Regions from separate parts of the Homo sapiens genome. Here region 1 is linked to region 2. Evidence: chromatin loops called from intact Hi-C (ENCODE). Cell type or tissue: HepG2. All regions are shown on one strand. Links, peaks and the distances in the headings refer to the core of each region. The heading gives the core; the rest is flanking DNA. Region 1 has its middle 47 kb from the start of LINC03083. Region 2 overlaps KIZ (kizuna centrosomal protein).

Region 1 (4,398 bases), core at 300-4,299, 120 kb after region 2:
GTCGCCCTGTGGAAGCTGGCTGTGGGAGGCATTTTTCTGAGACTGGGAAGAGGTGGGTAGTGGTGGTGGGGATGAAGGGACCGAGGTATTTCACTCATTATCTAAGGCCCCCTGCCCCAGCACGGAATTCAACATTCCAAGCAAGCACTTTGCTCTTTAGGAACCAAGGTCATAATTGTCTAACCCCATCAGTCAGGGCTTTCAAGCAAACAAACGCCAGGCGCTGCCCATAGAATCAGGCTCCCCAGGAGGGCAGAGAAAGGGGGCTGGGCAGGGGCTGTGGGCACATCTTGGAGATATCTACCCACTGTTTGGAAGCAGGTGTTTACTAAACACTTACAATGCTCAGGATTCTAGGTATTGTGGCTTGAGCACGCACAATATGAGGGAAGAATCGGACGGAACGTTTCCACCATCTGGAACCACAGCAGCCAGAAGCAGAAAGGAGAGGTAATTGTCACCAAAGCATCACAAACTCTCCATGTTTACTTACTCTGCTCACACTTCTGGAGACATCTTCTCTTCCTCCCATATGGGGGGACAGCAAGGGAAAAACTGAAGGTGCATGTGAGCGTGAGAGAGTGTGTGTGAGTGAGTGTGAGTGTGTGTGTGTGTGTGTGTGCGCGCGCGCGGCAGGGTAGAATTGTTTTCCCTCAGCTCAGAGATTTTTGCTTTCTGGAACATCAAGGCTATTTATTGCTAACATACTATTAGAAAACATGAGAAGATATCAATAATTTGTTCCCCCTTTAGCAAATTAGAATGATTCTCCTTCCTTATGAAGATGAGGTGATTTTTGTACACCAGGCCATTCAAGATATAAAAAATGATCTGTCCCCTAAATATCTCATTAGATATAAACATTTGATGAAATGCGCTTTAAGGCACTTGTGATATCAATTTTAAACTAAGCCAACCAGGTAACCTGCATCAAAACAGGCCACACCAAGCTCAAATCTGTTGTATTGTGAATGCACCATTGAAAAACATGAATGGACTTTATTCTGAAATTCTAAAAATGATTTTCAAATGCATTTGAACAAAATTCTTCACAAAATAATGAAACCTACATCCGAGCTACTACTAAGTCCCCTTTTAAAGTTCGGCTTCTGAGTTAAAGAGTGAATGTTTCGGAGGATATCACCTTTAGTAAAGGAAAAATAACACAGTAGAGGGAATTTGCTAGTGGCAGGAGTATCTGCAACATTGCAGACATCATACGGGACATTCGCAGGGCAAATATTCCTGACAGTATGGCTTCCTAGTCACCTGAGAAAGAAGAGGTATAACCAAATCCACAATGTTGGCTAGAATTAGCTCATGCAGTGCCTAAAATCCCAGTCAGCCATGACGGAATGGAGGCCCTCTCACTGTTGGTCCTGTGTTCCTCTTAGAACAGCCCTCACTGAAAAAACGTCCTTCTTTCATCTGTTCAAGTGAGGCTGATGTGCTTGCTCATGTGATGTGGAAGAAAGGAAAGCAACAAGAAATGTAATTATTTTGACACATTCTTTAAAAAAAGGTTATTATTCCTACTTAATGCAAAGTGGTTTACACTGCCATTATGAAAGAGAGTCCACCGTCCTTGGTCTCTATACTGTGAGCGCGCCGAAGATTCAATGCCAGACACAATCGGCAGTCACTAATAGTTTGATGACAAACTGCGGGGAACGATCATCTCAGGGCTCTGAGAAGTGTGGAGGTTCCCTCCTCCTTCCAGCATTCTGTATGCCCTACATTTTACCCCCTTTTACAAGGAAAAGCTTATTTTTACCATGTGAGACGGAGCAAACAATTTTGAGGGTCCCATCCCTCATGATTCTATTGTTTTCTCCCCAAGTGACTTATTTATCCTGGAACACCATTGCATGAGGCCTAGGTGGTGTGATTCTTTTGAAAGAAGTTCTGGATGAGAATTGCACCTTCGAGTTATCATGGCACTGTCCTGCCTGCTGCGAGAGCAGTTGTGGGTGCCTGTGAATCATTGTGTGTGAATAGTTGCTCCTTTGGGGGAGAAATAGGCTCGTTTCTGTCCCATCCCATTTTGTCCCGAAGACGGTTTAATGCTAGGAGATGGACATCTTACAAACCCCAAACTCTGCTCAGCTTCGACCCACCCTGCAGCTACAGAGGGGGCTCAGATGTTCCACCACAAAATACCATTTGCGAGCAGGAGATCAAAGCCACTCTGATAACTCACCCGTCTTATCATGCTCCTCGGGCATCCGGGGGAAGGAAAGGATCAAAGTCATAAATAGAGGCCATATCACTGATGAATAATTTACATGCACAGTAGGTGGGAGTGAGTTAGTACATAAAGGTCCCTTTGAAGAGGAGAAAAAAAATTGCTGCCTTTCCTAGCGAACACTGGCTTTGGCAGAAGCCCATAAGAGGGAACCTTTTCACGAAAGGATTTAGCTTTGCTCGGACCATGGCCACAATGCTCTGAGAGTCATATATGCACACTGGGGCAGGCCTAGCAGGCTCAGAGGGCTTTTAAACACTCATTTATTCATTCATTACCCAAGTGGTGAGAGCGCTCAGACTCCATAGCTGAGTTAATAACTCCAGCCAGAAGCCTGCAATGAAGGAATTCCAGCATCCCTGGTTTTCTCATCATGATAACTACCTTTCCCTACTGTGTCCACTCTCATCTCTAGGGGTTCTAATAAAGTTATTTTAAATTAAAGACAGGCTTAAAACTCCACCAAACCAAGAGATTCATACCAGATTTTCCCGCAGAGTAATAATTATATTTGGAACAAAAGTGCTTTTAGGTATATGTGTATCTGGATTAAGTGAGGCTGCTGGTATTCTACTATAAATGGAAATTTCATCTCCCTTTTCAGGATGTAGGCATAACAATTGGCTTTTGAAAGCAGTCAAATTCATGTTTCTGAAAAGAGGAAAAAAAGCAGAAAGAAATAAAGATGCATTTAGCTTTTTACTCGAGAGCAGGCACGTTGTTCTCCCAGTCTGCCTTAATTTTGGATGCTGACATCATTCATGCGTTTTAAATTATTAGATTGATAATCACTTCCTTAAAATAATTTCAGCAGTCAGCTACGATAAAATAGATTTCTTTCAAAGACTCCTTAGTTAAATGTGCTCAGTGCTACTTTCTGTATCATGCAGGTCAATTTAATTCAGCTCAGCTCCTCTACCCAGCTAAACAATTGCTTTTCAGTCTCTGGAGAGCGTGGTGAATACAGCCAAGAATACCCATCTAGAGATGGCCTTGGACACTTTTGCTCATAAAAACTTGACATCTGAAGTCCCACTCTTTATTAATCTCTTGTCAAAGAGTTAGTCAAGATTTCTGAAAAAAGTCAATGTCATATAAATCATTACTAATGATTCAATAATGAGTGAGATTAAAATGGAAGAATGCAACATTTTAAGAATAGCTGGTTAGGCGTCCTGTCTACAAGCAACTCCTCCCACGATGGCTCCACCTTGCCATCTGCAGCCTGCTTTTCTCTGTAGCTCCAGACTATGGCAAGTAGCCTCCCATTGCATCTGATGGTTTCCATAAGACCAACATTGCAGGTATCTGCATCTGTGTGTCTCTCTATCCAGGCATTTTCCCCATGCCTCGTTTTTTCTCTCTTATTAACATGGCCTTGCCACTTGCTTTACTTGGAAGGCATCTTTGCCTGTGTTTCTCCAGAAGCAGACCCTCAGAAAGGTGTTGAGTGCAAGGTGTTGAGTGGTTTATTTGACAGGTGACTGCAGAAAGTACAGGTGGAGGAGAGTGCAAGTGAGATAGGGAAGGGAAGAAATCAATATGTTTGCATAAGGAGCAGTTTACAGGTGTGGGCAACTGAGGCTCAGTCCTGCTGGGGACCTCTGGGAGGTAATGTGGGACACGTCTCAGACTTGTCCTACCCAAGGGGTGTGGAAGCTGGGGTATGTACCCCCAGATTTTGTTTGTCTTTAGTTGAGAGGCCAAGTATACCTCTTCAGCCAGAGAAAGCTCTCTCTGAAGTTGCTGGCTCACACGAGAATAGTGAATGTCCAGAGGAAACGGAAGGGGCACCGACTGCCTCGGCCACACCAGGCAGGCTGAACTCACACATACAAGGTGCTCATACAAGATGCTCACACCTGGCTCCATACCCAGCGTGTCACTAACAGGCTGTGTGTGACTTCCAGAAGTCATGTACCCTCCTTGGGCCTGTGTGGTATGAAATTGACTAAAGGATTCTTTGGAGCACTCCAAGCTCCCACAGGAGTCCATGGTGGGCTCCCTCATCCTTAAAGTACTGCGCTAAGGCCTCCCACCAAAGCTGCCCATCATGTGATTGCCCCACAGCCCTGCTGTCCATGTGGGTTGGGTCCTGGATCCATCTCCCATCCTAGAATACAGTTGGTTGGATGAGTGACCACCTGATCCTA
Region 2 (4,398 bases), core at 84-4,083:
AACTCCTCGGGGACAGTTCTACCCTTACTACTCTCCCAATGCACTGTTTGCCAGAGAAGAGGGGCCCAGACCACAGAAAAAGAACCCTTTCAAGACAGAATCAGTTTCTAGAGAGAACCCCAATGCTGCTCAAATTCAGTCATTCAGCCAACAAATACCATGTGTTACACCGTGCCAGGTACTGGCTAGTGATCTTGCCTGTGTTAGAGATATCCCATTGATTCCTTAACTAAAGAAGAATCTTGGAAAATGCAGTTTCAAGTTCCCTGATAAAATTCAGCCACATGGTAATTCACAGAAAAAGCTGATACTTAATCCTAATTATGAACAACAAAACATTAGTGACTACCACTGATCTGAAACTTAGTACTCATTATTTCTCATTTTAGCAAAAAAAAGATTAAAAACAAAACATAAACCTGGGGTGTGCATCTGTAATCCCAGCTACTCGGGAGGTACACAGCTACATGGGGTGTGCACCTGTAATCCCAGCTACTCAGGAGGCTAAGACAGGAGGACTGCTTGAGCCCAGGTGTTCAAGTCTAGCCTGGGTAACACAGTGAGGTCTCATCTTGAAGAAAAAAAAAAAAACACACAACAACAAATAAAATAAAACACAGTAAAAAACAGGAAGTCACCTTCAGTTTTTGAAGCTTCTCTGTATTTGTGGTGAAGTGTACAACATGAGCTTGGACACGCTCAAATCGCTTTAAATATTCTTGGTTTCGAGTATGAGCCTTCTTTTCAGATTCACATATTTCCTTCAGATAATTCTTTAGTTTTACATATTTCAGCTTAACTCTAGAAAATTAAAAGCAGTTTTAAAACAATGGACTAGACTTGGACGAATCTAAGAAAGGGAATTTTCTTCATCAAAATTGTTAATGAGACAATGTATTCTAAGGTATTTTACCCAAACCACCGAAACCCAAACAACAAAATGTATATACACATTTTTGGAGAGAGAAAGTTAATGCAGCACCACTGAGGTATCATATCGGTTTCCTCTAAGCATAACTCCCCTGAGAAATATATATAAGACCACATTCTAACATTCACACAGTAAAGATTTCTATGGATTTATTTCTCAAAATTAAATGTGATTTCAAGAGTAGTGTCTATGTGGACATGTTCGACGAATGGCTCACTAACATTCTTACATATGACAATTTCAAAAATAACTGCTCATATGGAATTAAATCAAACTACAAATCACAACCCATAAAATTAAGAAATTAAAAAGAAATTTAAAAATGTAAAATACCAAAAGCTCTCATTTAGATAATATAAACATACTTGTTAGAAATTGCTACAATATAATTCACTATTAAAATATTTTATAATATATGGACTATAATTACTCCAACTGTGAAAAAAACTTTCAGACTCTTATCCAAAGTATAATAGCAAAAACATATTCTGCATTCCAATTTTTCTGTACATAAAAAAACATACTGGATAGTTCAAGTTGTGTAGTCGACTTTTCTCATGGCACCAACGCTGTTAATCCTAACTCTTCTTCCCTGTTATACAGCATTTCAATTGTTGGCTCAATAAATTATTCAACATTCTTTCATCAAACAAAAATAAAATTTAAAATGACAAAAATATTCACCCTCAAAACAAAGATTTGCAAAGATGCTGGAGATGTCCAAAGTTGTTTAACAACAGATCTTAAACTTCCAATCCTAGGCCAACAATTTTCAAGAAAGTCTTTATCGTGTTAATAATTCTGCGCTTTGACCATGGTTGGCTGTCTTCATTTTTCTTTCTGAATAAAAACTGAAGGCTGGTCTTATTGCTGCCCATGTCTCTGCATTTTTGACGCAAGTAACTGTAACAGAGGTAGAACCTAACATACTGTCGTTCACACTCAGGCACTCAGTAAAGCTGCTGCTGGTGGTGTCTACCCGGAGTGGGTACAATTGTACTATGCCTTCTCCATCCAAATTCTAGTTCCATTCCAGCTACCACATTAACCTTCAAAGCTGACCACATGAGTGAGTAACTCATCTACCCATGCAATTATCCATATATTCAGCACTCTAAAGATCAAAGTCTTTCAGCTAAGGTCAACAAAGAAAACAATGAAATAAGTAAATACGTGATGAATGCTATGAGGGAAACTAAAAAGGACTTCTACACACCGGGCAACCTGACCTAGCTGAAAAGGCCAGGGAGGCCTTCCCAGTGGAAATAACTTTCAGCTAAGACCTGAAAGATGGGTCGGGCATGGGGGTTCATGGCTGTAATCCCAGCATTTTGGGAGGCCGAGGTGGGTGGATCACCTGAGGTCCGGAGTTCCAGACCAGCCTGGCCAGAATGGTGAAACACCGCCTCTACTAAAAATACAAAAATTAGCCGGGTGTGGTGGTATGTGTCCGTAATCCCAGCTACTCAGGAGGCTGAGGCAGGAGAATTGCTTGAACCCGGGAGGCAGAGGCTGCAGTGAGCCGAGATCACACCACTGCACTCCAGCCTAGGCAACAGAGCAAGACCCTGTCTTGGGGAAAAAAAAAAAAAAAAAAAACCTGAAAGATGAATGAGAGTTAATCAAAATTGATGAAGCCAAAAATGAAAAGATGAGGGGAAAACATTCCAGGTGGGGGAACAGCATGTCAGAAAGCTCGACGGCAAAAAATAGGAAAAAGAATGTTGATAAAATTGTAATAAATAATAATTGGCTCTAGGTCAGACACTGCTTTAAGGGTTTGTATGAATCTTAGTGAGTTCTCACAGCTGTCATTGTTCCCATTTGACAGAAGAAGAAATGGAGGCACCGAATGTTGGAGTAATTGCCCCAAGGTCACCGGCTCAGAGCTGGTGAGGCTCAGATGGAAGTGAAGCACCTAACCACAGAGCCTAGAAGTTTATACCACATTACAAAACATCCCGTCATGCTTAAGAGCCTGACGTTTCAGTCAGTGTCGAATCTTAGGGAGAGGCTGGAGAGAGATGGTGATAATGTAAATTAAAAAGGGTGCAGATAATGGCGTGTCTGGTGGGCTGCTGGATGAGACACCCTTTGTGCCCACCTCACGCCTCCTGGCCCGACCTTTTTTCTACCATCCACAGTCGCCACAGTCGCCACAGCCGCCACAGCCTGCTGCATGTGGTATAACCTGAGAGCGTCTGCCTCTGCCTCTGCCTCAGCTGCACTTGGCATTTCAGGGCTGCCGTTCTGAGTTTGCAGCATGGAAAAGCCTAGATGTGTAAAGGAGTTAACTCCACCTGGGGCTGCCCTTACCAGTGGGGGTCAGAAACCGGTAGGAATACAGCCCCATCTCCTTTCGCAGGATTAGACACTGTGCGGAGCAGAAGGGTAGTCTACACTGCTCCTCTGAAGGCTCCTCTGAAGGTCTGGAGGGACTGAGCCCCAGGTGCTCACTGCAGTGAACAGCTCTTATTTCGGTCAGCCCAGCCCTGCTCTCCAATTTTAGGTGACCACCTTGTCAAATAAATTACCACTTATACACAGACCCTCGTCTCAGACTCTGCCTTCTGGCAGGTACTAGGTGGAGGCAGCCTTGTTTGGATTTTCTTCTACAGGCAATCTAAGCAAGCCTATTTTTAGCAAATCATATCCTCTGTCTTCCAGGAAACAGTAAGAGGCTGGGAGAGAAGCAGCAGCTCAGTGAACTGACGGCTTGGTAAAAGTGCCCATCCTTTTCTCACACTTGCCCCTCCCACCACCAGAAGGCCAGGAGCCTTCCCAAGAACAGACTGCATGAAACGTCTACACACAATCTTCTGCCCTTTAGCCATGGGCTAGAAAAATGGCAGCTGCCAAGGATCCCCTCAGACTTGGGCCCACTCTTGAGGCCACAGCATCCACAATGCTGGCTATTTCTTCCACACACAAAACAACTGATTTCTTGTCTCTTTCAGAGTTACTAGAGTCATACGGCTGTCTACCTCAACTGGAAGCTTTGGAAGTACACTAAATCTTAAAACCAAAGAATAATTTTGAAGACAAGGGAAAGAACTGACCTAATAGGTAATTTGACTTTAAAGGATTCTTGGCCTCTCTCTCTTCTGGATGAGATCTTTTCATTTCTCACTCATAGTGTGACATGGATAAATTACAAACTTAATGCTATCAAAGCCAGAAGTTCTTCATATGAATAATATAAGAGGTAATGCCATACTTTTGGCTTAAGGATAAAGTTCAGTTTTTATAAAATAGAAATTAAAATATTTAAGATCTGCTCTTAATAGTGGAGGAAGAAACCTAAAAAGGATAATGCGTACAATATATTATTCACTGCTTATAATTTTAATAGTCATTCTCATATATCCATGAACAAATGAGATACCAGGTAATCCTGCCTACAGTAGTACCTTGAAAGATCAACTACAGTAATTATGTCTTAATCATCACACAAGCTCAATGTGTTT

What was found. Peaks named below come from ENCODE experiments on the same cell type or tissue, not always from the same donor. Only the 100,000 strongest peaks of a DNase experiment are listed, where the experiment ranks them.
Region 1: a loop joins it to region 2, with 6 times the contacts of the local background. A loop is called at or near these places in 2 of 110 quality-filtered maps.

What each region holds. Positions count from the first base shown.
Region 1 is chr20:21,015,731-21,020,128 of GRCh38, reverse strand. No RefSeq gene overlaps it. Among named protein-coding and RNA genes, the nearest start is that of LINC03083, 47 kb to the right of the region's middle. RefSeq lists enhancers at 1-386, 1,490-2,689. In HepG2, for the core only: no CTCF peak of the experiment used is centred there; a DNase peak (open chromatin) is centred at 2,298; H3K4me3 peaks cover 554 bases.
Region 2 is chr20:21,132,793-21,137,190 of GRCh38, reverse strand. It overlaps KIZ (kizuna centrosomal protein), which reads right to left. Exons shown (of 13, transcript NM_018474.6): 3 at 639-801. Among named protein-coding and RNA genes, the nearest start is that of KIZ, 8.9 kb to the right of the region's middle. RefSeq lists an enhancer at 519-728. In HepG2, for the core only: no CTCF peak of the experiment used is centred there; a DNase peak (open chromatin) is centred at 2,040; H3K4me3 peaks cover 400 bases.